Regions from separate parts of the Homo sapiens genome. Here regions 2, 3, 4, 5 and 6 are each linked to region 1. The links are chromatin contacts, found by Hi-C or POLR2A ChIA-PET in ENCODE. All regions are on one chromosome and are shown on one strand. Each heading gives the region's core, a stretch centred on a gene start or an enhancer-like site at or near the end of the contact. The rest is flanking DNA. Distances are from core to core; before and after follow the strand shown.

Region 1 (4,806 bases), core at 1,418-3,917:
GTGACAGAGCAAGACCCGGACTCCAAAATAATACTACTAATAATTAAACAAACAAAAAGAGAACAGCCTCCATGAAATAGATCTCATTCCGACTTCCTGAGCTTGAGTAGTTCACTACAGACAGCAGGCAGGCAGAGCTCCTTGGATCTCCCAATTCCGCTTGCTGGAACTGAATTTTGACATAAGAAAATAAGTTAAGGGGTTTACTAACTGTCTATGGTCAATGGTATGAGGCTATACTGGGTTTGAGAATGACAAAGGTTTGAAATCCTGGGACATGGGAGCTCCAGAATTGTTACATTATGAGAAGCTTAGACAGGAATGCTTCATTCACTGTAGGATAGTACAAAAGGCTTTTTCAGGGCTTACAAAAATATTGGTAGGGAGAGAAGCGTCAGGGAGACCAGCTCCATATTACCCAAAGAAAACGGCAAAATTTACAATTCAGCTCACTGAAGAAAAAAGAAAATAAAAAGTTTTTTTTTTAAAAAAAGAAAACTGCAAAATGAAGATTAGTAAAGGAATTCAGTGAAATGGACCAAATGTAGCATTGTGTCAATTAGTCAGGCAACTCAAGTCATAGGCTTATTGCAGGTGGTGAATGCATTTTGACCTGTTTGATGTGATATGAAGTGAGGCCTCTGTAAGTGAGAATATCAAGGTTGAACAAAGTTTTTGGCAGATGAGAACGGTTGGACCAATAGACAACATTCTTTCCAAGGACATCCCCCCCTGCAGATTAGGTTATGATCCACTCTGTCATATCCTGAGGGTGTGGCCCACTTTGAGATCCCATGATGCACCACGCTGATTAAATTAGGCATTCAGTATATAAAGGGGTCGGCCACAGACGGGCAAAAGGAACAGATTCACCGCTTCGGAGTGAATTCCATGACGGCTTGCAATTTTCTCGTCGAGTTTTTCTTTCACTAGAGATAGCCCTCGCCCTTTCATTCACACAGAGGCTTTTAAGAAAAAAGCAACCAACCTGAAGAGGACCTGGCAGCAATAAGTTTTTGGTGAAATAACAAAGAGGTAAAAGTGGAAGAAACTTGTTATATATGAAAAGTACTGATGTGTGTGGTTGAGTTAAATTGTAATGGTATCTCTAGAGCTGCCCTTGACTACGGCCAAAATTTTATTGCCACGACATCTCTATGGATCACGTAAAAATGTATCCAGTTATTCAGCACGTATTTATTGAGCACCTACTATGTTCTAAGAGCTGAGGATACAGCAAAAACAAATATAAAGATAAGATTCCTATTGTCAGCCGAAGGTAGGGGTTGGGGGAGATAGATAATTAAAAAGTAAATGTGTAACTGTCAACTATCTGCAAGTGCTAGGAAGAAAAGACTAAAGGGATAGAGAAAGATCGCCATCTTATTTTAAAAAGATGGCCTTAGGAAGGCTTTTCTGGCAGGATGGTGATTAATTTTAAATCAAGTTCAGTAAGAATTTGGAGTGTGCTTGCAGGAAGTCCCTGGGAAACTCTGCTACTTCTCGGCTATAGGATCTTATTCTCAGTTGCCTAAATTCACTGAGCCTAGCCTGTAAAATTCAGAGAGGATGAGGAACATGGATTGTAAACGATAATAACTATCGTTTATGAATGTAATTTTATTATATTATGATTTTTTCTGAATGTAATAACGTCCCCATGCCCAAAGGAAAAAAAAAATTCCAATCTACTGAGGGGGTTCTTGTCACTGTTCCTGGCATTTGCGCTTAGGAATGGAATCGGGACCCTGCCACTGAGCAGGCATCCCCTTCTGCAAATTCAGAAAGTACATGATTGCTAGCTTCAGTTCCATCATCTATAAATCGGAAATAATGTCATGTTGACCACGTAGGGTTTTTGTTGTTAAATTGACATTTATTGAGCTACAGCTATTAATATTTCGGTGCATTGAGCCACGTCAATGCACCGGCATGGTCTTAGACTATGGATTTATGTGCATTTATTTAATCCAAGTAAACCAAGTACTATTTTTAATGGCATTTTACAGCCAAGGAGACCCAGGCACAGAGGGGTTAAATCTAGAGCCCCCACAGCCAGGGATCCAACCCAGACAACGTGGCTGCTGAGCCTGGCAATGTTGTTATGCGATCAGCCCTGTGCCTAGCACATAGTAAGAGCTCAATAAATCTGTATGGTGCTGGTGGCTGTTATCAGTTCTTGGCAGCGGCTGCTCCACGATTTCCACTTGTCAAGAGTATAGGGTAGCCAGTTTATTGGAAGCAGCAGCTAGGGAGCGCTTGCATAGCAACCATAGTTTTCTGCGTAGCAACCATAATGCTCACTTAAATTGGGAGGCTTAGAGGAGCTGACGGGGCCTGTGGGGAAGGGGGAGTTAGCCGGCCACCCCTAGGCAAGCCACTTTGCAGTGGAAACTGCACGCAGCCCCTGCAAGGCGAGCTCTCCCCACCGAGCCTCCCTGTGAGCCGGTCCTCCTGACGCGCAACCCCCCTCCCTTTTGAAGCAGATGGTTCTTCCCGTTGTCCCTGCTCTTTCAGTTTCCGCGCTTTGGAGTCACAAAGCGCGGGGTCACGTGGGCGGGCCGTGCGCTTTGTGACGTCAGCCGCCCCGCCTCTCGGCCCGCCTATCCGCGCACGCCAGCCCCGCCTCGCGCGCGCCGCCCGTGCAATCCCTGCTTAAGAGACCCCGCAGTGGGGCGCTCGTCCGAAGCCAGGCCGCGTCCGCCATAGTACCTGGCTTGGAGGTGTCGCCGCCGCTCGGTGAGAGCCCCCGAGCGGCAGGGGGCCAACACAAAAAGGGAGCCGGAGAAGCCCTAGCCGCTGCCCAGCAGCTTGCGGGCGTGTTCTCGCGGTTCCGGGCCTCAAGGCGACGGAAACGAAAGGCGAGCGAAGCGCGGAGGATCCGGCGAGAAGAAGCGTCAGGGAGCCTCGGCGGTGTCCCCGGGGTCCGCCGAAGCCACCCGGCCGCCGGCTGGGGCCCGGGGTGGTGAGGAAGTGCTCCGAGGCCTCGCCGAGGCCTAGCGCCGGCTTTGTGTCCGAGGCGGCGGCGGCGGCGGGGGGAGGCGGAGCCGGGGGCGGCCTGCGGGAAGGCCTCTCCTCCGCCGACCGCGCGTTTTCGGCCTAGGCCGTGGGGCCGCTCGTGGCCTCCGGGGAGCAGGCGCCAGGGGTTTGTGTGCGGTGGGGGCCTGGGCCTGGGCCTGGGGAAGCTGACGCCGGTCGTCCGGAAGCCAGGAGGAGGCGTGAGGCCGCTCGTGGACTCCGGGCCTAGGCCCTCTCCCCTCAACCTTCTCCCGGGGCCTGGGTCACCCCAATCCACGGAGAGAGAGACCCGCCGGGAGGTGCGGCCGCGCTATGGACCCCTGACCCCGTGGGGTCGCTCGGACTCTTAACGTGTGGACTGACCGCTACTGACTGCACCGCCAATCCCCCCGTCTCTGCCGGCCCCTTAGCATGAGCGAGGGGGACCCAGCCGGGTGACATTGTGCCCGTTGGCGGATTCTCGATTTCCCCTCTTCCCCGTCCTCGTCCTCCTCCTCCCCCATGAAGTGATTCTGAGTATCGGGGGGTCTCTGGATTATTGTTCTGACGAACCCCTGCTTGTGGTTGGGGGGTATTTAATCTGAGGCCTTAGGGTCCTTCGGTGTCTTTGAGTGTTTTGTGTGTACATATTTTGCTCTTAAAGTTTATAAATATACGTATATTGAGAGTGTCCACGTCTCCTCGCTGAACCTTAGGAATCCCTTGGCACCATGTCCTGTGTGCATTATAAATTTTCCTCTAAACTCAACTATGATACCGTCACCTTTGATGGGCTCCACATCTCCCTCTGCGACTTAAAGAAGCAGATTATGGGGAGAGAGAAGCTGAAAGCTGCCGACTGCGACCTGCAGATCACCAATGCGCAGACGAAAGAAGGTAAGGGCCGCTTGGTCTTAAGATATTTGGTGGCTGGAGAGAGATACTAGCTAGAAGGTGCCTGGCAGGAAGCTAACCGCCATTATGTCTCTAGTGGGGACTGTTCGTTCTAGTACTTTGGATACAACTTTCATTGATAGCCAAGGTTTGCAGCAGTTGGCCTTGGAGTTTCACTGGTTTATTTTATTTCTGCATACTTGGGTCATCTGTAACAGGCTAACCCAAAACGTGGAAGCCTGATTATTCTTCTCGCTGTTTTTTAAAATGAGGGAGGGAGGAGAGGGGGATAGCTATCTAGACTCTTTGAGTGCTTGTCTTAGGGCGTTTTCTAACTTATTTTCCATCAGGAGGGCAGGAGAGCCTGTGCAAAGCTTGTTTGTTCAATCAGCAAAAAAAAAAACAAAAAAAAAACCAAAAAAACAATTTTCTAACCTAACAACATTGTGGAGTTTGATGGCAAATTTTATGTCCTGCCTTCCTCCCTCCTCGCATTTATTTATTTGGAGTTGCTTGCCTGTGTTGTGGATAAGGGATCTGAACTTTAATATTTTTGAGGATTTAATCAGTATTGGAATTGTTTTTGGATCTTGAAATGTTCTGATGTCACCGCTCTTGTCTTGTGTGTCAATTCCAGAATTAGTAATACGGCAATTAAGTAGTTAAACTGTTAGTTCATCACATTACTCTTAAGCTTTATCAATTCGGTGAAGATCAAAAGTACTGATTTTTTTTAAAGTAGTAGTTGCTAGATTTTACGTGACTGTTGATACTAAGGTACTGAAAAATAGGCTGCTACCATAGAGTACAAATAAGCCACTGATAAGAATCGTTAGATTCTTTCTCCTTTTCAAAAGTATTTTGATAATATTGGGAACTTAACAGTAGATAAATGTGACAAGCAGTCTTTCCTGA
Region 2 (4,806 bases), core at 1,011-3,510, 2.8 Mb after region 1:
AGCGTCTGCCTGGGCTGCCCCCAGTACGGGGTTTATTACACTCAATTGCTTACATCTGTTCACTTCAATTGCTTACGTCTGCTCACTTGTCAGTGCCCCAACCAGGTCCTCAGGGCTAGGAAGCAGGGGCTGGATCTATTTCTTGCTCTCCCTAGCCCCCAGCTCACGACTTGGCATATGGAGGCATCCACAAACAGATGCCGAAGGATGGGAGTTTTTCCACACTCCCACGCCACCTCCAGGTATTTGCTCATGCTGTCCCTTCCACCTGCATGTTTTTCTGCATTGATTCAGGCACTGGTCAGAGGTCACCTCCTCCAGGAAGCCATCCCTGACCCCAGGGAACTGACTTATCTTTACTGTCACTTCCGGGGGTGGGTTGGTGGCTGTCTTGCTCACTTGGTTGTAAGGTCTCAGAGGGCAGGGATTGTGTCTGTTTCATGTCTTCAGGTCTGCGTCATCAGCGCTTGTCACAAGGTTAGACACACAGTAGGACCAAGACAGACCAAGTACATGAAAGAATGATTGACATATGGGCCAGGCGTGGTGGCTCACACCTGTAATCCCAGCACTTCGGGAGGCAGAGGCAGGCAGATCACCTGAGGTCAGGAGTTTGATACCAGCCTGGCCAACATAGTGAAACCTCATGTCTACTAAAAATACAAAAATGAGCCGGACGTGGTGGTGCACGCTTGTAATTCCAGCTACTCAGGAGGCTGAGGCAGGAGAATTGCTTGAACTCAGGAAGTGGAGGTTGCAGTGAGCTGAGATCACCCACTGCACTCCAGCCTAGGCAATGGAATGAGACCCCATCTTCAAAAAAAAAAAAAGAATGATTGACGTGCAGTGGCCCCTGCCCTGGGAAGCCAACCCTCACCCTCCACCACAGCACTTGATCCCATTGGGCAGTCCTTGGCTTCCACCCTCAAACTGAGAGCTCCTTGAGGGCAGCAGGGGGTCAAATTACTCTCTGGGTTCTCAGCACTGCCCAGTGTGAGTCCAAATATCTCCCACCTCCCCTGTCTCCGCTCTTTCCTCACTCAGGGCTCCACAGCCATGCCGGCCTTCAGCAATTCCTCCTGCAGGCTGAGCTGGTTCCCACAGGGCCTTTGCACTAGCTCTTCCCTCTCCCTACACAAGTCTTCCCCCATAGGCTCTTCAGAGTCTCAGCTCAAATGGCCTCTACTCAAAAAGCCTCTTCCAGACCACCTGCCCCACTGGTCTAAGAGGTCCCTACTTTCTTCTTGGGCCCTCCTGACCTGAAATACTTTGTTGAGTGTTTTCCCCCCAGTCATCTGGCTGCATCCGGGTTCTTATGGTGTCCAGACGTTAATGGTCTATGGGGCCTGTGTTCGAATCCCAGCTCCACCCCTGCTCCTGCTTACCTGCAGAGTGATTCTGAGTTTCTTTCTTTTCTTTTTTAAAATTTTATAAATGTCAATTTTTGTAGATAGGGGTCTCGCTAACAGGGTTGCCCAGGCTGGTCTCGAACTATGGGGTTCAAGTGATCCTCCCGCCTCAGCTTCCCAAAGTGCTGGGATTACAGGCATGAGCCACTTTGCCCAACCCATTTTGAATTTCTTAAGGACTCTGTGCCTCAGTTTCCTGATTTGTAAAACCGGTGATAGTATCACTCCCTTATAGGGTAGTTGCCAGGATTGAACGAGTTAACATTTGCAGTGCCCGACAGATTGTACTAGTTACTGATTGAAGGGCTGTTTTACTATCCAAATGTGGCTGGAGTAGGAGTTGGGTAAACATTTATTGAAGAATGTGCAACCACTCTCACTTGGAAGCCGGGCTGTTAGGAAGGGGAGGAGGATTCCAGTCGCCCAGCCCTCCCCCACCAAACGCAACTGCCCCGGCGCAAAAGAGGCCGCGGAGGCCAGGCAGGAGCAGGTCCTGGAGGCCTGGTCGGCGTGGGCGTTTTATTCCGAGACCAAGGGGATCCACTGCAGAGTTCTCCGCTGGGCGTGACCTCGGGCTACGGCGTGGGAGGAAGCGCGCGGCAAGACACCCAGCGAGGTGCTGGGGTCGCCCCCAGGAGAGGACGGCGGCTCGGACTGTCCGGCGGCGGCGGCGGGGACAGCGACAGGGGCGCGAGGTGGCCGGGACCCGGGCCGGGCGCGCCGGGCGGGGCGGCGCATGCAAATCTGCCGGGCGCCGGGGCGGGGAGCAGGAAGCCGGGGCGGGCTGGGTCTCCGCGCCCAGGAAAGCCCCGCGCGGCGCGGGCCAGGGAAGGGCCACCCAGGGGTCCCCCACTTCCCGCTTGGGCGCCCGGACGGCGAATGGAGCAGGGGCGCGCAGGTAGGATCCGGGGCCCGCGCGCGGATCGGGTTGCGAAGGTATCGCCCGGGCACGCCGGCTGAGGGCGTTCGGGAAGGGCTCGGCCGCCGGCGGGGACCACGGGGACCACCCCGACTCCGAGCGGGGCCCGAGCCCGCGACTCTCGGTGCGCGCGGAGCAGCGCCCGGTTCCGTCCTTGCCGCCGAACGGCAGCGGAGGCGCGAGGCCCGGGGTACGTGGACACCCAGCGCTCCCCAAAGCCGGTGCTGGCAGTGAGACCTCCGCCGGGACGGCCTGCGGGGGTGGGGGGCTTGGGGTTAGGCTGTCGGAGGCCACGCAGCCCCTCTTCTCCGGGCAGTGGCGCCCAGCCCTGCGCTCAGGAAGTCAGTGAGGACTTCGGAGAGAGAAAGGGTGGGGAAAGTTCTGAGAACTGTAAATTTGAGTAGTAGGTCAGTGAATCGGGGCGGTCTCCGCCTCCGAATATCAGATGGACCCAATAATCGCGATCATTGACTGGGACTTGTTTTACTGAAAGGATGCCAAGTGAAACCTCCCACTAACTTCTCTGTGGCCGGTGCTGTGCGTCATGGACATTGTACAGATGAGGTCACCAAGACCCCAGCCGCTTTAGTAACTTGCCCTAAGGTGCCGCCCACTTGGGAGTCCGTGGGGCAGCAGGACTAGAGCCCAGGCAATCCCACGCCAGAGCCAGCTGCTCTCCATCTCTCAATCACGTTTGAGGAGCCCCCACAATAACCAGAATCTCCGGGAGATTTGCTTAAAATGCAGATTCCCAGGTCCTTGCCCTGAGATTCAGATTCAGTAAACCCAGGAATCTGATCTTTATTTTATTTTTAAAAATTTATTTTATAAAGATGGTGTCTCACTATGTTGTCCAGGCTGGCCTCAAGTGATCCTCCCACCTCGGCCTCCCAAAATGCTGGGATGACAGGTGTGAGCCACTGAGCCCTGATTTTTTTTTTAAACAAAATCTGGATTTCTTAGACTTAAGCAAGATAGGGGACCACTAGTTTGTCTGCTTCTGGGGTTCAAGGAATGCCCCCAGGCCAGCGCTAACCCTGCTCCAGTTCTAGTCTCTCCCCTTCCCCAGCCCTCTGGGAGGCATGACCCACTGCACTTCCCTGCCCCCAGTAGCCTATGAGGAGCCCAAGGCATTTGCTGGGACCTCAGTGCCTTTATCAAAATCCCAAAGTCCAATGGGGAAACAGGCTCAGGTGTAGGTTTGGCCAGGGTGTCCTGCACATTAGGGCATTCCAGGGTCCTGCAGGGGTTTCTTAGAACTCGGCTAGCCCAGCCCATGAATGGGAGGTGACCTGCTAAGCCACTCATTCACTCACTAGCACTCATTCAGCTCCTGCGAGGCCCTGGGTGGTGTTCTGGGCACTGGTGCTTGCCTCAAGGAGCACCCCCTCTGCAGGAAGACAGACGTGAGGGCTGGGAGGGTGCGGATGCACCAGCGGCTGCAGGACCACAAGCCAGAGGGGATCAGCTCTTCAAAGGTCACTGGGCCAGGCTTCCCAGCACCCAGGGACCCTGAGCTAGCCTTGTGAGTAGAGCAGGGGAGTCTGGCAGGTAGAGGATGGGAGGTAAAGGGAGGCACAGAGTGGGCGGAGGCTGGGAAGTGTGAAAGGGCACTGTGTACAGAACCTAGGGAGTAAGCAGAAGCCAGAGATGGATGGAAAGTTGGGCTGGGCTGCATTGTGGAAAGCCTTGAATGCCATGCCAAGGAACTTGGGCCAGTGTATTCACCTTGGCTTGAGTTGTAAAAGCAACAATGCAGATTCCTGGGCCCCACCCTGGGCCTCTGGATCTGAATCTGGAGGGAGACGCTGGGGAGGCAGCAGGGAGGAAAACCTGCAGTCACTCACCCCATTTACAACACATGCAGTTACCGGCAGGTCCGAGATAACCTAAGGGTTTCCAAATGCTAGGAAGTGACTCAATGACTGATATGTTTAATACAATACAATCCCGGTTGCAAAATGCCCAGGGCAAGGGTGGGGGTGTTCAGTTTTCTAATGCTCCCAGTTCAAAAAGGAGCTGAAATGAATTGTCAAAGAAGTGACAAGCTGGGCGCAGTGACTCACACCTGTAATCCCAGCACTTTGGGAGGCTGAGAGAGGATCGCTTGAACCCAGGAGTTTGAGACCAGCCTGGGCAACATAGTGAGATCCTGTTCCTACAAAAAAAATTTAAAAACTTAGCCAGGCGTGGTAGCAGGTGCCTCTAGCCCCAGCTATTTGGGAGGCTGAGGTGGGAGGATGGCTTGAGCCCAGGTGGTCAAGGCTGCAGTGAACTATGATTGTGCCACTGCACTGTAGCCTGGGTGACAGAGCGAGACTCTGTCTCAAAATAAACAAATACATAAATACATGAGAAGAGAGAACCTTTTCTACCTCCCCCATCTCCCTGCCCTCTTCCACCCACCCCATCTGGGACGATGGAGGAGAGCGTTTGGGATTAGATGCCCCACCTCTCGACTGCCCTCACTGGTACCTG
Region 3 (4,806 bases), core at 1,098-3,597, 2.7 Mb after region 1:
AAGAAGAGAAAACCAAACACCACATGTCCTCAATCATAAGTGAGAGTTGAACAATGAGAACACGTAGACACAGGGAGGGGAACATCACACACTAGGGCCTGGCAGGGGGTGGGGTCCTGGGGGAGGGATGGCATTAGGAGAAATACCTAAGGCAAATGACAAGTTGATGGGTGTAGCAAACCAACATGGCACATGTATACGTATGTAACAAACCTGCACGCTGTGCACATGTAAACCAAAACTTAAAGTATAATTTTAAAAAAATAAAAAAGAAAAATCCTATTTGAAGGAAACAAAAAAGAGTGGCTTTATTTGAAAGGATTATTGCAAGGTGCAGGAGGGACTTTTTTTTCTTTTTTTTTTGAGACGGAGTCTCGCTCTGTCATCCAGGCTGGAGTGCGGTGTCTCGGCCCACTGCAAGCTCCGCCTCCCAGGTTCACACCATTCTCCTGCCTCAGCCTCCCGAGTAGCTGGGACTACAGGTGCCCGTGACCACACCCGGGTAATTTTTTGTATTTTTAGTAGAGACGGGGTTTCACTGTGTTAGCCAGGATGGTCTCAATCTCCTGACCTCGTGATCCGCCCGCCTCGGCCTCCCAAAGTGCTGGGATTACAGGTGTGAGCCACCACGCCTGGCCAGGAGGGACTATTATAACAGGGGAAGGGAGACTTGCAAAAGAGAGTACACTGTGGCCACAAGGGTTAGGCCAAAAAGAGCTTTTCTTTCATAGGAAGAAGAAAACAAGGCTAGAAAGAACCTGGAAGTGGGGTGAAAGGGTGACATGATGGGTTAGTAGATCAGAGAATATATCAACCTGAGGCCAGCCTATTCTGAGGAGGGGCTGTCTGCTGGCCCAGGCCCAGGGTGAGCCAAAGTTCAGGGGCCTGGAGGAAGGAAAGAATCTTAACCAAAGTGGTTGACCAGCGTTTTATAAGGATTGATTAGTGGGACAAGCAGTTCAGGTAATCACTTATAAGACAATGAATGAGAATTGGAGGGTCTGTGTCCTGTTTACCTGCTCTCACAGGTAAACAATGGGGGTGGTGTCTTGGAGTCTTATCTAAATTCTCTTGTGGGGGTGGGGGGTGATTCTTTGCAGTAAACTTTTTTCCACAACACAAAAGGGTGAGAGCAATTCCTTTTTACTTTTTTCCGGGGACACAAGACTCAGGGAAAATTCAACATTGTCACTACTCAAGGGTGGAAACTTAGTGTAGCACATAACCATGAGGATTCTAAACCTGTGGCTGCTGAGTTCAAACACCAGCATCCCAGTGAGCCTGGTGGGTTAGGAGATCTTTCTGTGCTTTACTTGCTCCCTCCCTGATATGGTTTGGCTGTGTCCCCACCCAAATCTCATCTTGAATTGTAGCTCCCATAATTCCGTGTTGCGGAAGGGCCCAGTAGGAGATAACTGAATGATAGGGGAGGTTCCCCTCATACTGTTCTCCTGGTAGTGAATATGACTCATGAGATCTGATGGTTTTATAAGCGGTTTCCCTTTTCACTTGGTTCTCATTATCTCGTCTTCCACCATGTAAAACGTGCCTTTCACCTTCCACCATGATTTTGAGGCCTCCCCAGCCATGTGGAACTGTGAATCCATTAAACCTTTTTGTTTGTAAATTGCCCAGTCTCGGGTATGTCTTTATCAGCAGCATGAAAGCGGACTAATACACTCCCTAAAATGGGGATGAGCATGATCATTACAATAGCTACGATCCTCATATTTTTAAAGTATTTTAGCACCGTACCTAGAATCCACTAATCTATGAACTGATCCTGAGCAAGCCTGTTTCCTACTCAGACCCCAAGCTCAGTACGAACATAACTTTCCATGCCTCTGTGCAATGCTGCAAAAGGCGTGCATACTTGGAGTCCACAGGAGTGTGTGCTCAAAACACAAAAGTCCCAGTGACCACGCACCACTCGGCATCAAAGCAAAGGTGGCAGGAGTGTGTCCCCTGGCCACTTGCCTTCTCACTCGAACAGACTGTGGATGCAGCACTTGCTCGTGGGTAATTGTGGATCTGACTTTCCAAAAGTACAAGTATGTGGCCACTTTAATCACTGAGCCTCAGTTTCGCTCTCTGTAAAATAGGGAGAACTAATAATCCTAGCTGCAGAGATTAAATGGTGGATGCAAACAGCCTTGTACGAAGTTGTTATCTGTGCAGAGGAAAAAGCGGTATCACTAGCGTGGAAGGACCCAGAGGATACAGCCAAGCCTTTCTGTCTTCTCCATCCCCCGGCCTTTTAAACAGCAGTGGGGCGGGGCCACGGCATCGATCACTCGGCGCTCCTCCAGGCACTGCGTCGTGATCAGACGAGCGGTGAGCGATCGATACTCCTATGCTAGCCTCTGGCTCCTCAGGGGACACAGCCGAGTGGTCGGACCAAACGCAACGAGTCTTCGCCAGCCCAAAGGCGACTCGACACCGTCCCAGCTGAAGAGAGGTTAGTCTGAGCAACTCGAGAGCGGAGTCAGCTCCAGTTCCTCAGAAGTGGAGAGGCCGGGTTCAGAGGCATAGACCGCGCAGGCGTCATGTGAAGCAGCCAAGCCCGGCCTCGCGCGTGCGCCTTGGAAAACCCCGAGGGTGGCTCGAGTTGCCGCATGCGCTCTGAGAATGCAATTTAGCTCGTCGCCGGCCTGCCCTGCGGGAGGATAAAGGGAAAGGTTCCGCGCGTGCGTATGCTCGTCTCTTGGCAGTGGTTTTGCGCATGCGTGAGGGCAGGCCCTTACGGCGGGCTGCTGTGCGCTTTAGCGGTTCTTGGCGTCGCGTTGGTGTAGGCCTAGTGCGCCTGCGCGGGTTTTATACTCTGCTATATGTGTGTCCGCTGCTTTTAGGCAACCAGCCGCTGCCCCTGGGCCGCAAGGCAGGCTGGAAACGATTCCGCCGTCAGGTCCCAAATATGAGCCGCGAGAAATGCAGCCCCGGGGAAGGCGCTGAGGAGGGAAGGGGGTCTGAGGCCTCGGGGCTCAAGGCCAGTGCGGGGTACGGGGGACCCTCTGGGGCCTGGGTGTGTGACTGCCCTAAGGAAAGGTGCTTGTAGCTCGGTAGGACTTAACGATGGGCATCGGTGCGTTTCCCGGCAACGGTAGGAATCGCCGTGCTCAGGAGGACTCGGGAGCAAGCCCGGGGACAGGAGGTGCGCAGGCGTTGGGGCCACACGGACGACCCAAACACAAGACTGTGTGCCCCTTAGAGAGCCAAAGGGATCCCTGTGCCATGAATTAAAGCTTTCTGGAAAATGTTCCAAACTTTCCTGGGAAGTTTTACGAAGCTCTTGTTTTTGCACAATTTTTGTGGAATACTGCCATAATAACATTGAGGAGATTAGAGAACTGGACCGCCTGTTCCCAGAAAGCTAGGTGTAGGCTGATCTGTCCTGGAAGCCCCTTTTGGGAGGCTTTCTCATGACCAGCATGGTGCTTGCAGAGTGCCCACCCTGAGACCCTCTGCAAATCACAGTGAGGCTCTCGGAGAGGCCATTCCACCCAGCCACCTTAAAGAATACTCAGGGAGGTGCTTTAGAGGAGTTGATGTTTAAAAATAATTTAAGGCTGGGCGCGGTGCCTCACACCTGTAATCCCAGCCCTTTGGGAGGCCGAGACAGGCCGATCACTTCAGGTCAGGAGTTCACAAGACCAGCCTGACCAACATGGCGCAACCCCGTCTCTACTAAAAATAAAAAATTAGCTGAGTGTGGTGGTGCACATCTGTAATCACAGCTGCTTGGGCGGCTGAGGCAGGAGAATTGCTTGAACCTGGGAAGCGGAGGTTGCAGTGAGCCAAGATTGGGCCAGTGCACTCCAGCCTGGGTGACAGAGCGAGACTCCGTCTCAAAAAAAATAATAAAAATAATTTGAGAGAATCCTAGGATGACAGGGCAGTGGCTTCCAAGAGGGATATATCCCATAACCTACCAGGGACCTACTTTGCCAGTTTGCATAGTGAATTCTGCCTGGATGGTGAATTTATAAAGTCCAGGCCTGAGTCTATTCCGGCTGTTTTATACAGGTTATACTTGGCTCCTTTTTGTTTAGTACGACCAACAAGAAGGCTTTTATAAGATTCATTTTAGTCTTATTTATAAATCCAGGAGAAAAACCACTCAGAGGTTAGCACATAACAGCCTATATTCTGACCTTCTTTGCAAGATCATTTCATACACCAGCAGACAAGACTTTATGTAAGGAGCATTTAGGGGCTGAATCAAGTCCACTCAAAAGCTGTTTTATGCAACCCACACTTGATCTCCCCCTGAAAGCTGTTCCAGGTTATGAGGCCAGTTCACAAAGCCAGGACATAAGCCCACTCAAGCTGTTTCTATACCTGACCGCCCCCCTCCCCACAAAAATAAATAAAGCCTTCTCTGGGCCGGGCGTGGCGGCTCACACCTGTAATCTGAGCACTTTGGGAAGCCAAGCAGATCACCCTGAGGTCAGGAGTTCAAAACCAGCCTGGGCAACAGAGTGAAACCCCGTCTCTACTAAAAATAGAAAAACTAGCCAGGCACAGTGGCGGGCACCTGTAATCCCAGCTACTCAGAAGGCAGAGGCAGGAGAATTGCTTGAACTTGAGAGGCAGAGGTTGCAGTGAGGCGGGATCGCACCATTGCACTCCAGCCTGAGTGACAGAAAGACTCTGTCTCAAAAAAAATAAAAATAAAAAAACCTTCTGTGATCAACAAGAGGTCTTTGAAGGCCAATACCTGTTGAGCTCTGGGAGACTGATTTGTAAAGTGAAGATACGAGGCCACTCAGGCTTTTTGATATGGCCCACATTTGGGTTACGGTAGGT
Region 4 (4,806 bases), core at 700-3,199, 2.6 Mb before region 1:
GTGTGTGTGTGTGCACTTGAGTGTGGAGACTTTTGTGTTCCTCCTACCTGACCTGAACTGTTGAATGATGAAGTTACAATGATTGGACTCAGGGGTGCAGCTAGCTAACTTGGGAATTGGGGTTTTGAAGTACTGGAGACAGCTTTGTATGCCATGTTAATGAATTTGAATTTTATCCTGAAAAACGTGGCTGTCGTTGAAGAATTTTAAGCAGGCAGGTGGCTTGATCAGAGCACTGCTTCCCAGATTTCACTCAATGGTACCTGTATAACACATTCATGATTTTTGCTGTATCTCCGTATCATCAAGTTACTTAACGTTTTTACACCAACTTTTATTATTTTATAAATGTACTTAAAGAGGAAATTCACTACTAGCATTGCTTGCCATAATCAAAATAAATATATTATTAAAATGGAACAGTGCTAAATAAGGTGTACACATGGACATAGAGTGTGGAATGACAGACAATGGAGACTCCGAAAGGTGGAGGGGTGGGAGAGAGGTGAACGATGAGAAAGTACTTAATGGGTACCATGTACATTATTCGGGTGATGGGTACACTAAAAGCCCAGACTTCACCATTACTGCAATATATCCATATAACATAACTGTACTTGCGCCCCTTAAATTTATACAAATTTTTAAAAGGAAAAAATGGAAGTGTTCATCTATGTACCAACTTAAAATCATCTCACGCACCACTAGTGTTAAATCTACCACATGTGGGGAAACTGTGTGGTATGAATTGGGTTGAGGGCGTCCCCAGCAGGCACAGAAATTGGGTTGGTGCCAGGTTCTTAATGCCCAGATCTTAATTAGAGAGCCCAAGTCCGTTGTAGGCCTGGAGCAATTCAGACACAAGGCAAAAAGAAAGTACATTTGCCTATGCCTTGTAACGTCTACACCACCAGCCTTTCTGAAACTATTGTGCATACGAAGTCATCCCAGGATCTTGTAAAAACACCGATTCGGATCCAATATGGGACCTGGAGTTCATACATTTCTAATCAACTCCTAAATGATATTGATGCTGATACTGTCGGTTTCCCAACCAAGCAACGTAGCAAGGTACGAAACTCTAAAGTCCCTAAAGGGCAGGGACCACGCCTCTCGCGTTGGCATAGTGCCTAGCTCAAGGCACTTTCTGGGTTAACACTCGCTGAGGACCGGAGTGAACGCCCCCGCCCCAAGTCGTCACGTGACTGACTTTCTCCAACTGCCGGTTTCGGCTCACATAACACACCTACTATCCAAAACATTTCTATTTTCCTAACACAAAAACTATAGCTAAGTTTTTATATTCTATGTAGCCCCAGCCTAGGACGTAAATTCCACGAGACCAAAAGCCTTGTGATGATTCCCCGAGGTTGCTGACCCTCCCGGTGTGTCCCGGGCCTGCTCTGGGGGACACAGCGGCGAATACGTTGAACGAGGCCCCTGTTTCACGGAGCTAAAGATCCAGTAAGGACTTCACCCAGCGAGAGGCAACTACGCCGGGCTTCGATACCCAATACCTCTGCAGAAAGGTGGAGTGGCAGGAATCTCCTGAAGCCTCCAACGTCCAGGAACGCGGAAACCCAGGGCCTCCAGTGCAGGTGTCATCCCGGAGGGCGCATGCGGAGTCCCAAGAGAGGCGCGTCCCATTGGACAATGCTGAGCGGAAGAGCCCAAGATAGCGGGGGGAGTTGTGACAGGCTGCTGCAGACGTACTTAGAAAAGGGGTGCATACTGGATATTCAGGCTAGGAGAAGAACGCAAAAAGCAGTGACGTACATTATTCTCTGCATATATTTACTTGGGAAATTGTGCGTCTCCCTATTCTGAGTCTTGGAGGAATTGGACTGGTCCAACCTTATAAAGAGAGCAGTAGAGCGCGGCAGTATAGAGAGTACCTCACGAAGGGGACGTGGGAAAGTGTTAGCGGGGAACGCTGGGAAACTCCCGGCCTCCGCCACCATCTTGCTTTCCTTTAATCCGGCAGTGACCGTGTGTCAGAACAATCTTGAATCATGAAGCTACTAACCAGAGCCGGCTCTTTCTCGGTGAGCTCAGGTGGCGGGTTTGGGAAAGGGCTGGGGAGCAGTGTGTCGACAAGGTGATACGAGGCGGAGGTGTCTGGTCTGGGGTCTGGGCCTTGGGATTCGGTCTGCCCTTCAGCTGAACCCTGCGGGCCAAGTGGGCTGCAGACTGGGTCAGGCTTTGGAGGCCCAGCTCATGCTGTGAGCACAAGAGACCTAACACCGGGAAACCTGAAGAGAGGGGCAGGACGTGAGAGCGGAGTTGAAGCGAGTCCTTGGAGAGACTTCTGAAGGTCACTCCGGTACTCAAGTGCTGGAGAAAGAGACCGTGAAACCCAGGGGGAGCGGGAGGACGGCGCACTTAGCCCCCCACCTTCACTTTATCCGCTGCAGCCTCTGCTCCTTGGTTTATCACGGAGCGTCAGTTTCCCCAGCGAATAAAAGTATAAGAAAGGAGCTAATGCAGATAGAACACTTATTACAGTACCTGGAACTTCATTGTTAAATACTATGGTGTCTTAGTAGTCTAACGTTGCTTTTCTTGATCGTATGTTAGACGGTTCCTCCAAGACGTCTCTGTTTGTCCTCAAAAGCTCCTTAATTAAGTTTCCCCTTCAAGCCTAAATTAAACATAGCTGTCACTTGGGGAAAACTCACACATCAGGGTTATATCACTGTGGGACAGTGGTTATTAAGAGGGGTAAGGGGGAACACTTAAAAAATCATAGCGAGGGACAGAATGCCCCCAGGGAACCGGTGGCGATGTTTGGAGACATATTTAGTTGCAACAACTTGTAAGGAGGGTGCTATTGGCATGGAGAGGCCAGGGATGCTGCTAAACTTCGCCTTACAGCAAAGAATTATCTAGCCCCAAGTGCCAGTAGTAGTACCTGTGTTGAGAAACCCCCCTAGATGGAGATGCAGAAGACCAGACCTGGGCATGGAATGTTCTTATGCTTTATGTTTACATAAATGTGCTGTGGGCTATATCGATTTAGGCTGTAATTGCATTAACCTTCCAGGTATACCTAGACACACCAGTGATTACCCTTGGAGGGAAGCACGGTTAGATTGGCAAAAGACCCCAACATTTCCTTCTCCATTCTATTTTGCAACAGAAAAAGCTCAGAGAAAACAGTTGGAGAGGCCCAAAGTAAACAAATTGCAGTAAACTTGAAAGCAATTATTTATGTGTCTAATTTTAGCACTTTATATAGGAGAATAAACTTAGATATATCTTGTTATTAGAACAAAATAATTTAGAAGATTGCATGACAGTTACTAGGATAATTTGCTGATTTGAATGGGACGATTAAGAAGCACATTACCGGCGGAGCGCGATGGCTCACACCTGTAATCCTAGCACTTTGGGAGTCAGAGGCAGGCGGATCACTTGAGATGAGGAGTTCGAAACCAGTCTGGCCATCATGGTGAAACCCCGTCTCTACTAAAAATACAAAAAAAAAAAAAATAGCCGGGCGTGGTGGTGGTGGGCGCCTCTAATCCCAGCTACTCAGGAGGCTGAGGCAGGAGAATCTCTTGAACCCAGGAGGCGGAGGTTGCAGTGAGCCGAGATCGCACCGCTGCACTCCAGCCTAGACGACAGAGCGAGACTCCGTCTCAAAAAAAAAAAAAAAAAAAAATTACCAACAAAGAGTTACTATTTGGGCACATTTGGTTGGAAAACACCTAAAATCTCACTTGGTAACGGAATTATAGATTATTCATATTTGAATTGCTATGCCCATATATCTTAAAAGTTTACTTTTTGGAAAATTATAGGCCAAAATTACAAAGAAGGTTAACTATACCATACCCAGCAAACTAAATTGATGACGATAAAGTAAAGCTAATTGTAATTCATAACTGAAAAGCAGTACTAAAAGCAAGTGATAACCAGCAGCCAACCTAGTACAGCACTAATGATGTACAACAAACAGCCTTCTGGACAGCACAGAGTGGAGGCATTGCAGACTGTGCAGGGATGTCCGGGAAACTCCAGTGAGGAGGTGTTCATTGGGTCTTGGGAGCACCAAATTTTATTCACTCATCATCTCCTCTAATAACCTCATGAACTTTAGTCATAATCAGAATGATTTGTATGGCATTGTATAACATTTGCCAAAACAAACTGAATAAAATGAATGCATTTTGGGTCCATTATCTAATATTTAATGGGACCCTTTCACCCTACCAGTAACTGCATTTTATATATTGAGAATCTGATGTGGATGAAGCCATTATTAATCTCAGGATGACATACATGTCATAAATGTTTTATTTAGTCAAAAAAACTAAGACCTTTGGTTGTGTGGTCTTAATACAGCACACAAGAGTGAAGATACAATGGAAAATATTGAGGGCTTGGAGGAAGTTGGTATATACTTTGTCTTTTTCTTTTTTTTTTCTTGAGACGGAGTTTTGCTCTTGTTGCCCAGGCTAGACTGCAATGGCACAATCTCGGCTCACTGCAACCTCCGCCTCCCGGATTCAAGTGATTCTCCTGCCTCAGCCTCCCCAGTAGCTGGGATTACAGGCATGCATCACCACGCCCCGCTTATTTTGTGTTTTTATTAGAGATGGGGTTTCTCCATGTTTGTCAGGCTAGTCTCGAGCTCCTGACCTCAGGTGATCCGCCCACCTTGGCCTCCCAAAGTGCTGGGATTACAGGCGTGAGCCACCGCACCCGGCTAGTTTGTCTTTTTTAAAGGTTACTAAGATGATTAAGGAGATGAAACCATTTCAATTGGAAATTAGACTGAACGGATGACATTCATTGGGCAGA
Region 5 (4,806 bases), core at 1,267-3,766, 2.3 Mb before region 1:
TGTAACAATTCTTTATATATTCTAGCTGCAAATCCCTTATCAGATATGATTTGCAAATATTTTTTCCCCATTCTCTGATTGTCTTTTCACTTTCTTTTTTGTTTGTGGTTTGTTTTTGTTATTGTATTTTGAGAGAAGGTCTTACTCTGTCCCTCAGGCTAGAGTGTAGTGGCGGGATCTTGGCTCACTGCAAACTCTGCCTCCCAGGTCCAAGTGTTCTTCCCACCTCAGCCTCCTGAGTAGCTGGGACCATAGATGCAAGCCACCACATCTGGCTAATTTTTGTATTTTTTTATAAAGATGAGGTTTCGCTATGTTGCCCAGGCTGGTCTCAAATTCCTGAGCTCCAGCAATCTGCCTGCCTCCCAAAGTATTGTGATCACAGGCATGAGCCACTGAGCCTGGCCTTTTTCATTTATTTATTTAATTTTTACAGACAGGGTCTCACTCTGTTGCCCAGGCTGAAGTGCACTGCATGATCATAGCTCACTGCAGTTTCAAACTGCTGGGCCCAAGGGATCCTCCTGCCTCAGCCTCCTGAGTATCTGAGACTACAGGCACACACCACCATACCTGGGTTTTTTTTTTTTTTAATGTTTTATTTTAGAGACAGGGGTCTTGCTATGTTGCCCAGGATGGTTTTGAACTCCTGGCCCCATTGATCCTCCTGCCTTGGCCTCCCAAAGCTCTGACATTACATGTGTGAGCCACCTTGCCCGGCCTTGAGTAATTTTATTTTACCGCAGTAGACATCTCCTTGAAGGCAAATGTTTCCCCCAATTCCTAGCACCATATTTGGCACACAATAGGAGCTTAATAAAATTTGCCATAAGAATTAATGCTCAGAAACTCTACTATTACATCCTATCTGCTCAACTCCCTGGAAAAGAGACATTCTCTTTTTATGGTTACTATAAAAGGCCCAGATTAGTATTTCACTGGCCTAACTTGGATCACATGCTCATCCCTGAACCAATCAATGAGGCTGAAGGGATGAAATATGCTAATTGGCCAGGTCTGGTCATGTGTCCATTTTTGGAGCCAGGGGAGTGGGGAGGGCTATTTTCCTGAACTGAAATAGGGTGAACTGGTTCCCTGAAGACTAACCAAGACGCTAATGCAAAGAAGGACACTCCTGCTGGGCAGACAAAAATGACAGAGGCTCAGAGAAGTAAAATAACTTGCCCAAGGGCCATAGAGCTTTAAGCAGTAGCGTCTTTTTTTTTTTTCCAATCTTGCTTTGGGCTTGGACAGACTAGTTCAGCATCTTTGATCTTCCCTTCCTGCCTGACGGCCCCAGGGTCAGAATTCCAGGTGCAATTTTGTCTTGCCAAAAGCTGGAGTTTACTCTCTTTGGGGTTTATAAATAAGGAAAAAAGTTCTTTGGAGAGCCTGAACTTTGAAATCAGAGAAGTCTGGATTTACTGCTGGCTCTGCCTTTTCTAGCTGCCTCACCTGGGGCATGTCATTATCTCTATAAGCCTCAGTTTTGTTCTTTTTTCTTTTTTATTTTTTTGTTTTTGTTTTTTTGCGACGGAGTCTCATTCCTTCACCCAGGCTGGAGTGTAGTGGCGCGATCTCGGCTCACTGCAACCTCTGCCTCCAGGGTTCAAGCGATTCTCGTGCCTCAGCCTCCAGAGTAGCTGGGACTACAGGCGCGCCCGGCTGCTTTTTTGTATTTTTACTAAAGACAGGGTTTTACCGTTTTGGCCAGGCTGGTCTCGAACTCCTGACCTCAGGTGATCTGCCGGCCTCGGCCTCCCAAAGTGCTGGGAAGATGGAATGAGAGAAATCCCTCAAAACATGTCATTGTTACTACTTTTCTATCTAGAATGTGTGAAATTTCTAAAATTTCACTAACAAAGTATCTGGAAGGACCTAATATTAAAGTGTTCACAGTAGCTATTAGTTTTAATTCGTTTTCTTTTTTATACCTTAGCCACTCTACCACTCATGCCACAGGTATTTATTAAGCATCTACTGTGTGCCACCCAGGCCCTGTGTCAAGAGTTAGGAATAACTAAAGGAGATACTAATTTTAAAACTACACAAATAATTGCAATCGTCATACGTGCCTGTTTTTACAAAGCAGAAATCAGGAAAAACAAAGTATTTCCGATAAAAAATATTTTAAGGTTATGGATAGAGATACATACAAACAAGCGATGGGCTTGGATCACTAATGATTTTGGAAAGGACAGGAATACAGGAACTAAGCGAGAAGCAGGCGAGAATGGCGAGGCGCGGCGGGAGAGGACGGAAGTTGGTCACTCCCTCGAATTGCCCCCTCGCTGCCGGATGCTAGGCCAGCCTTGAGCAGGAGAACCGGACACTGTGTACTCAGCAGGGGGAGCCAAGACTTAGCGCTAACCATTGCACCTGGGGCTGGGAGCCAGCGCCGGAGCCAGGAGGCCCGCTAGGCGGCTGCAGGCGCTGTGATGGCCACCTGGGGGCGGCCACGTGAGCGCCACGCCGTGCGCCCGCCAGGCCAGCCCCGCCCCTGCCCGCCCGCTTCTGCTCAACCTAGACCAGCCCCAGCTTCAGCCTCAGCTCCCCTCCTTCCTGGATCGAGCGCCCGCACTCCCGGCCCTGCAGCCACCCGAGTCCCGCTCGCTGTCGCCTGCACGCGAGTCCCCCCTGGCACGCGCTCCCACATCCCGGGATCGTCCCAACGGCCCCTGCGCCCTTCCTGGGATCACTCCGACTGCCCCGCGCGCCCTGGGATCGGTCCATCTACCCCGCGTGGCCCCAGCTGCTTGCCCGGAGCGCCAGCTAGCGCTCCCCGCTCTCCGCTCCCCGGCACTCTCGGGGGGCCCGCCCGCCCTGCACCCTGGAGCTCCGGGCCGCGAGCCTCTGCCAACTCCTCTGGACCCTCGCGGCCGTGGGCAGCGGCTGCCGCGCCTGTCTGCCCGAGGGAGGTAGGTGTGGACCGCGGCCGGCAAGGCTGTGGGGGGCTGGGAGCCCGCGCTGCAGGCCTGTGCGCCCGGGTGCAGCTGGCGTCTGGAGCGTGCTGGGTCTGGGCTTGGGAATGGGGCCGGAGAAGGCATGGAAGGAGAGTGTGGGGGCGCTTCTCCTCTGGTTGTTAAACTCTCTGGGGCTAAGTGCTTGCTTTGGAGAAATGGGGAAGTTGTGCGGATTAAAGGCGATGTGGATATGGAAAGCAATTGGCAAGCAATGGGCGGTGATCTGGCTGCAAGTGACAGAGAGTTTGGGGGCCTCCCCCCTCGGGGCCCCTAGAGTGTGGGCGCATCGCTGCCTTCCTGTCCCCTGCAGGGCTCAGAGCCGCATCCCCCACCTTTCCCCTGAACTAGAGGCCTGCGTCAGCCCGAATTCCCGGAACCTCCAGGACTGTATAGACGCGCCCTTGCTGCATTGTTGGCTGCGGGAGTTTGTTGGCAGGCGCTGCTGACATGTGTGCCAAGGGGCTGGGCATTAATAAGCCGGTGGCCGCGCGGGGGTGGGGGCCTCCCGGGTAAGCCCCGGCCTAGATCCTTTTGCGCGCGCCTGGGGGATTTCGGGGAACCAGCCCAGCTGCGCCCTGAGTGTGACAGATGGGCCGCATGGGGAAGTGAGATCTGCCCAGGGGGACGGTCCCAGGGAGCCCGACCTCTGGGACCTCGGTGGTGGGTGCTTCTTCAGCCAGGAAAGCAGGAAACACTAGGGCTGGAGTCCTGGGTTGGAATTCTAGCTCATTTATGCTCTCTGGCCCTCGGTTTTCTCATCGGTAAAATGGGTACAGTATTAGTATCTACCACTTAGTATCCTTGGAAAGAGTAGATGAGTATGTATATGTCAGGTGCTTGGAACAGTGCCTGGCACACAGTGTCATAGTCTATGGCCCCGGGAGACATCTGATGGCCAAGAGCCCTGTGGTTGAGGGCCCTGGACAGGCTGTGAAGTCACAGCGAATTGAGTCACGTAGTCTATCCTAATGTTTTTAGCGAGGAGGAAACCGAGGGTCAGAGTGATCCCCAGGCCCACAGAAGCTCCCTAAGAGGAAGCCAGTCACATAAACAGATTCTAAAAAGCGAGATGGAGTAAATGGGAATACAGAGCAAGCAGGTGGGAGCTGAGAATGCCCACTGTGTGTGTAAAGGGGAGAGGGTTATGGGGGAAGGCTTCCTGTAGCAAGTGCTGTTTAAGCTGAGCTGGGGAAGAGGCAGGTGGAAGGAGGTAGAGTTCAGAGATGGCGTATGCAGGTGTCTTCCTTCTGTGTGGCCTCCACAGCACCCGATGTTCATTCCTTTGTTCAGCTATTAATTCAACAACTACAGTAAAACCTCTCAAGGACATGAATTTCAGTGTAACATGGCTGGGATTGGCGTCCGCCCTCCTCTCAGCCCCCATTCTCAAAGAAGGGGGTGGGGTCCGAAGTTCTTATCCTCTGCAGGGAATGGGGAGGCCAGAAGACAGAACTGAAGTGGTCACAGTTTACACATAATCATCGGTGTACATTCCAAGAGCTACCGGTGTTTTGGGCCAGGGGCGTGGTGGCTCAGGCCTTTAATCTCAGTACTTTGGGAGACTGAGGAAGGTGGATCACTTGAGGTCAGGAGTTTGAGACCAGCCTGGCCAACATAGGGAGCCCCCATCTCTACTAAAAATACAAAAATTAGCTGGGCATGTTGGCATGAGCCTGTAATCCCAGCTACTCGGGAGGCTGAGGCAGGAGAATCGAGAATCGTTTGAACCCAGGAGGTATAGTTTGCAGGGAGCTGAGATTGCACCACTGCACTCTAGACTGGGCAACAAAGCGAGACTCTGTCTCAAAAAATAAAAAAGATCCACCAATTTGTTTTTCTTGTG
Region 6 (4,806 bases), core at 847-3,346, 2.2 Mb before region 1:
CATACAGATAACCATTTTAGATATTATTCATAAATTTTATAGTAAAAATGTAAGAAATTATTGGAAAGATACACATCAAATTCATGACAGTTATAGACAGGGGAGAATGGGAGGGGGACTTATTTCTATTTGCAATGGTCTAATAATTTCTATTTGTAATAGTGTGATCTATTTTTTATTTATTTATTTATTTATTTATTTATTTATTTATTTATTTATTTGAGACCGAGTTTCTCACTGTCGCCCAGGCTAGAGTGCAGTGGTGGGATCTCGGCTCGCTGCAACCTCCGCCTCCCGGGTTCAAGCAACTCTCCCGCCTCAGCCTCCCGAGTAGCTGGGATTACAGGCATGTGCCACCACGCCAGGCTAATTTTTGTATTTTTAGTAGAGACGCTTGAACCCAGGAGGCAGAGATTGCAGTGAGCGGAGATCGCACCACTGCACTCCAGCCTAGACAGCAAGAGCGAGACTCCACATCAAAAAAAAAAAAAAAAAAAAAAAAAAAAAAGAAAAGAAAAAAGAAAAGGAAAAAAATGCCACAATACTAAGTCATTAATTTAATGCCAGGTGGTGGCACTATGGATGATAATTTTTTTCTTTGTAATTTTTGTGCATTTTTGTTTTTAATATCTTTGCATATCCACACGGATAGGTATTTTAAAATACAGTCTGGTGAAAAATAACAGCCAATTGCAGATCTATATGAATAATGTGACAATATTTGTGTTCAAATCCATACACAATAAAAACAAAGCTATCTTCTATGGCTATATCTATATATATCCATATAGATATAAACATATAAATTCACAGCAAAAGATCTAGAAAGATATATAGTGTTTTAGTCCATTTTCTGTTGCTTATAACAGAATACCTGAAACTGGGTAATTTGTAAAGAAAAGGAAGTTATTTCTTACAGTTATGGAGTCTGAGAAGTCCAAGGTCAAGAGTGTGCATCTGGTGAGGGCCTTCTTGCTGGTGGGGGACACCTGCAGAGTTCCCAGGCAGTACAAGCCATCATATGGAGGGGGTGCTGAGCTGCTCCCTTGCTAGCTAAGGTCTCTCTCCCTCTTCTTATAAAGCCATCAGTCCCCCTCCCAAGATAACCCATTAATCCATTAACCCATTAATCCATGAATCCATGAAGAGATTAATCCATTCATAAGGGCTCCACCCTCATGATCTAATCACCTCTTAAAGGGCCCACCACACAATACTGCCACATTGGGGATTAAATTTCCAACACATGAAATTTGGGGGACACATTCAAACCATAGTTCATATTAAACAGATAATAATGGTTAGTTACCTCGGCGGAGGGGCCTAGGATGCGAGTCAAGGTCAAAGAGCATTTGTACCTTATCTGCAAAGTTTAAATATTTTGCAATAATTCGCGTGTTATTTGTGTAAGTAAAAATTTAAACATAATTTTTCAGAGACAACTGCCCAGACCAGCTCCAGGGTTTGGCCGTCAGATCCCCTGGTGCATGTTTCTGATCAGATCAATTTCTTCTCCCGGAGACACCCAATCCGGGTCGTATGGATTACCTGTGGGTTAACCAGGGGTCTCCGGGTTAACCATCCAACTCAGAGTAAAGTTTCTAAAAATGCGTTTTGCTCTAATACCTATTCGGAACCAACCTGGGTCTAAAGACTGGAGCAAGTGTTTATTTTCCAAAACACGGCTTTTTAAAATAATTCTATAGGGATCACCTTGAACACACGTTAAGCAAAAAAAAAACCTCAGCGAAAACGCCTCGCAATGTCCAGATTAAATGCAAAAGCAAAAGCATTAAGTAGCTTTCTGGCATAAACATATTGCAGCTGGGTAGCGTGGCCGAGCGGTCTAAGGCGCTGGATTAAGGCTCCAGTCTCTTCGGGGGCGTGGGTTCGAATCCCACCGCTGCCAGGGTTGCTGTCTTTTTGTCCCCGCTGCATACACTCCTGGCTCAGTTTTGCGCGTGCCATCAGCGCCCCCTGCTGCAGGGCGGGGCTCACGGCCTGCATGAATGGCGCGGCGGAGGGGGCGGAGCCGCGTGCACCGGGGCGGGGCATTGTGGGTAAGAGGAAACGCTGGGGCCGGCCCGCTCCCCCCCACGTGTCCGCCGGAGTTTCTCCACCAGCAACATGGCCGCCGCCTGAGAGGAGAGCCGGGCCGCCGCCGTCTCTGCAGCCCGCGGGTAACTGGGCCGTTGCCGCCGTCCGCGCTCGGCCCCCGCGGAGAGGTGAGTCCCGTCTTGGCAGTGCCCGAGCTGGGGCTTGAGCCGGACCGCACTCACGACGTGGGCCTGGGCTAGATTCCCGAGTAGGCCAAGGAGGCCCGCGCCGCGCTGTGCCTAGCAGCTGGAGGCCTCTCGGGACTCGGGCGGGGAGGAGGGGCAGCCGGCTCCAGGCCGACCCCGGACTCTGACTTCCTTGACCTGACACCTGGGAGTTGGGGAGGCCGCGGCCGACGCTGGCGGCGGTGACTCAGGGTCCAGCCGACCTGCCCTATCCGGGCCTGGGAGGCCTCCTACGGAAGAAACACCTGTCCGCGCGTCGGGTGTAGTGGCGGCTCGCGGCAGGGACTGCGTGGTGGGCGTGAGAAGGGGGGCCTGACCACCCGCGAGGGAGCAGAAACCCATTGGACAGCGAGGCTCGGGATCGGCGGCCCGCCCCGATGGGCAGGGAGGGCACCTGCGCCTGCCGGAGCCCCCACTTCGCAGCTGAACCGGATTAGCCTCTGCCCGGCGAGGCCAGGGATTCCTCATTCATTTATTCAGGCAACCATTCAGTGTTTACCGAGCCAACTCTGTGTTCCGGATACAGCCCTGACCATTCGGTCCGAGGAGGTGTCAGTAAACAAACAAGGTCGTTCCTTTGGGTTAGCTTTAGAATTCCTTGGGCTTGGAGGCGGAAAGAAGAGATCTTAGCGATCTCCACAGTTTCCTCATCTGTGAAATAGAGATAATAGAAATTCCTACCTCATAGGGTTGTGGTGACGGCTCAGTAGAAACCGGGTGACGCTCCTGCTTGCAGCGTTTGACTTGTGGCTTAGCGTCATTACCCGCTTACGTTGGCAGAAAACATGTTGTCAAGTAATAACAAACCTTCCCAGAGGTTACGTTTATTAGCGTCCTGTCCTTACTCCTTCCCCGCAGGGGTCTGGAGGTCGGTACTTAGTTTCCCTACTTTAGGGATGAAAATAGGGAGGAATACCAAACCCAGACAACTCAGGTGGGTCACAGATGCCAAGCAGCTGTGGTGGGATTTGAACCTGCACAGTTTTGTTCTCGGGTCCAAGCTCTTACCCACTTAACCATACTGCCGTTTATCAGAAAACCGTGCAGTATAGTGGTTAAGAATAAGAATAAGGATCTTTGACATAGCGAGACCCAAGTTTCTGTCCTCATTCCACCTTGGATGAGTTGCTTATATCTGAACCTCAGTCTCGTCATTTCCAAATTGAAGATGATAAATCTCTATTGATAGGGCTAATGAGAAGATTAAATATAAAGTATTCTTTGTACTATATTGAGTGTCAACTTCGTGCCAGGCACTGTTCTAGGTATTGAGAGAACCAGCACTGGATTTTTTTTTTAAAGTAATGCTCCCCATAACAGCTTTGATGAAGTAAAGTATGATTGTCTGCATTTCATAGTTGAGGAAACTGAAGCACTGAGAAGCCTTCATGGAGCTTACGTTCTATTGCAGAAGACAAACAACACCTGAGCAAATAGACCAGGTAGTTCCAGATTAAGATGAGACCCACCAAGGAAAGAAAACAGAGATGTGGTAGGGCCTGGGAGGAGGCTGGGGGAGGCTTTTAAAATAGGGTGGTCAGGGAACCTATCCTCTCCTGCAGGCGGTGATGATATTTAATAAAAAGGAGCAACCTTGGAAATCCCTGTGGGAGAATAGATGATGTGCAAAGGACCTGGGGTGGACTGGGGCTTGCCTTGTTGGAGGCCCAGCAAGTGGCTACCAGCCTGGATGGTGAGGGGAAGACAGAGACAAGATTATGTAGGGCCTTAGGTGGCTCATGGAAAGGAGTTTGGGTTTTATTTTATGTGACAGTGGCAGTTGACAGGTCTTAGGCAGGGAAATAATATGATTTACTTTTTTTTTTTTTTTTTTTTTGAGATGGAGTCTTGTTCCGTTGCCCAGACTAGAGTGCAGTGGCAAGATCTCGGCTCACTGCAACCTCTGCCTTCTGGGTTCAAGTGATTCTTCTGCCTCAGCCTCCCGAGTAGCTGGGATTACAGGCGTGCATCACCACGCCTGGCTAATTTTTGTATTTTAAGTAGAGACGGGGTTTCACCTTATTGGCCAGGCTTTTCTGGAACTCCTGACCTCAGGTGATCCGCCTGCCTCGGCCTCCCAAAGTGCTGGGATTACAGGTGTGAGCCACCGTGCCTGGCTTTGTTTTCCCCCCAGTAGAGATCGAGTCTCACACTGTGACCCAGGATGGAGCGCAGTGGTGTGATCATAGCTCACTGCAGCCTCAAACTCCTGGGTTCAACCAATCCTGCTGCCTCAGCTTCCCAAGTAGTTGGGACTGCAGGCCATGCCAGGCTAAAATTTTTTTTTAAAGAGAGACCGGGGGGCGGGGGGCGCCTCACTATGTTGCTCAGGCTGGTCTCGAACTCCTGGTCTCAAGCAGTCCTTCCACCTAAGCCTCCCAAAGTGTTGGGATTACCGGCATGAGCCACCATGCCAGCCTGATTTACTTCTTTCCAAAGACTCACTGTTGCTGGGAGACTTGGAGGTAGGTATAAGGAGCCGTAGGGAGACTTGGATGAGTGCTTTTCACATTGCAGGTTAAAA

What was found. Hi-C counts contacts between places; a loop is a spot of excess contacts on that map. ChIA-PET counts read pairs that join two places held with the same protein, here RNA polymerase II (POLR2A). Pooled maps may share reads with other maps.
Region 2: a pooled map shows a loop between it and region 1 (4-fold over the local background). The contact joins the promoter of IL4R here to the promoter of RBBP6 in region 1. A Hi-C loop is called at or near these places in 1 of 168 maps with a recorded cell type or tissue (sigmoid colon) and 5 of 50 pooled maps. POLR2A ChIA-PET finds 5 or more read pairs at or near these places in 1 of 52 experiments (activated CD4-positive, alpha-beta T cell).
Region 3: a loop to region 1 is called in a map of mammary epithelial cell, with 18 times the contacts of the local background. The contact joins the promoter of KDM8 here to the promoter of RBBP6 in region 1. A Hi-C loop is called at or near these places in 3 of 168 maps with a recorded cell type or tissue (ascending aorta, mammary epithelial cell and naive thymus-derived CD4-positive, alpha-beta T cell) and 8 of 50 pooled maps.
Region 4: a loop to region 1 is called in a map of naive thymus-derived CD4-positive, alpha-beta T cell, with 10 times the contacts of the local background. The contact joins the promoter of UQCRC2 here to the promoter of RBBP6 in region 1. A Hi-C loop is called at or near these places in 1 of 168 maps with a recorded cell type or tissue (naive thymus-derived CD4-positive, alpha-beta T cell), 1 of 37 single-sample maps with no recorded cell type and 13 of 50 pooled maps.
Region 5: a loop to region 1 is called in a map of gastrocnemius medialis, with 12 times the contacts of the local background. The contact joins the promoter of EEF2K here to the promoter of RBBP6 in region 1. A Hi-C loop is called at or near these places in 4 of 168 maps with a recorded cell type or tissue (B cell, chondrocyte, endothelial cell of umbilical vein and 1 more), 2 of 37 single-sample maps with no recorded cell type and 16 of 50 pooled maps.
Region 6: a map with no recorded cell type shows a loop between it and region 1 (13-fold over the local background). The contact joins the promoter of POLR3E here to the promoter of RBBP6 in region 1. A Hi-C loop is called at or near these places in 1 of 37 single-sample maps with no recorded cell type and 8 of 50 pooled maps. POLR2A ChIA-PET finds 5 or more read pairs at or near these places in 1 of 52 experiments (T-cell).

Annotation. Positions count from the first base shown.
Region 1 is chr16:24,536,899-24,541,704 of GRCh38, forward strand. RBBP6 (RB binding protein 6, ubiquitin ligase) reads left to right here and starts at 2,668. Exons shown (of 18, transcript NM_006910.5): 1 at 2,668-3,894. The coding sequence starts at 3,729. RefSeq lists enhancers at 610-904, 2,331-3,325, 3,326-4,318 and silencers at 2,615-2,664, 2,935-3,114.
Region 2 is chr16:27,311,714-27,316,519 of GRCh38, forward strand. It overlaps IL4R (interleukin 4 receptor), which reads left to right and starts at 2,261. Exons shown (of 11, transcript NM_000418.4): 1 at 2,261-2,307. RefSeq lists enhancers at 1-651, 1,474-2,204 and silencers at 1,982-2,281, 2,302-2,511, 2,952-3,001.
Region 3 is chr16:27,201,179-27,205,984 of GRCh38, forward strand. It overlaps KDM8 (lysine demethylase 8), which reads left to right and starts at 2,348. Exons shown (of 8, transcript NM_024773.3): 1 at 2,348-2,458. RefSeq lists an enhancer at 2,393-2,552.
Region 4 is chr16:21,951,412-21,956,217 of GRCh38, forward strand. UQCRC2 (ubiquinol-cytochrome c reductase core protein 2) reads left to right here and starts at 1,950. Exons shown (of 14, transcript NM_003366.4): 1 at 1,950-2,045. The coding sequence starts at 2,013. RefSeq lists enhancers at 1,283-1,742, 1,831-2,548, 2,063-2,232, 2,243-2,292.
Region 5 is chr16:22,203,762-22,208,567 of GRCh38, forward strand. EEF2K (eukaryotic elongation factor 2 kinase) reads left to right here and starts at 2,517. Exons shown (of 18, transcript NM_013302.5): 1 at 2,517-2,918. RefSeq lists silencers at 2,288-2,587, 2,748-3,017.
Region 6 is chr16:22,295,313-22,300,118 of GRCh38, forward strand. POLR3E (RNA polymerase III subunit E) reads left to right here and starts at 2,097. Exons shown (of 21, transcript NM_018119.4): 1 at 2,097-2,225. TRL-AAG2-4 (tRNA-Leu (anticodon AAG) 2-4) reads left to right here and starts at 1,828; the gene lies at 1,828-1,909. RefSeq lists silencers at 1,718-2,167, 3,178-3,317 and enhancers at 1,841-2,385, 2,828-2,967.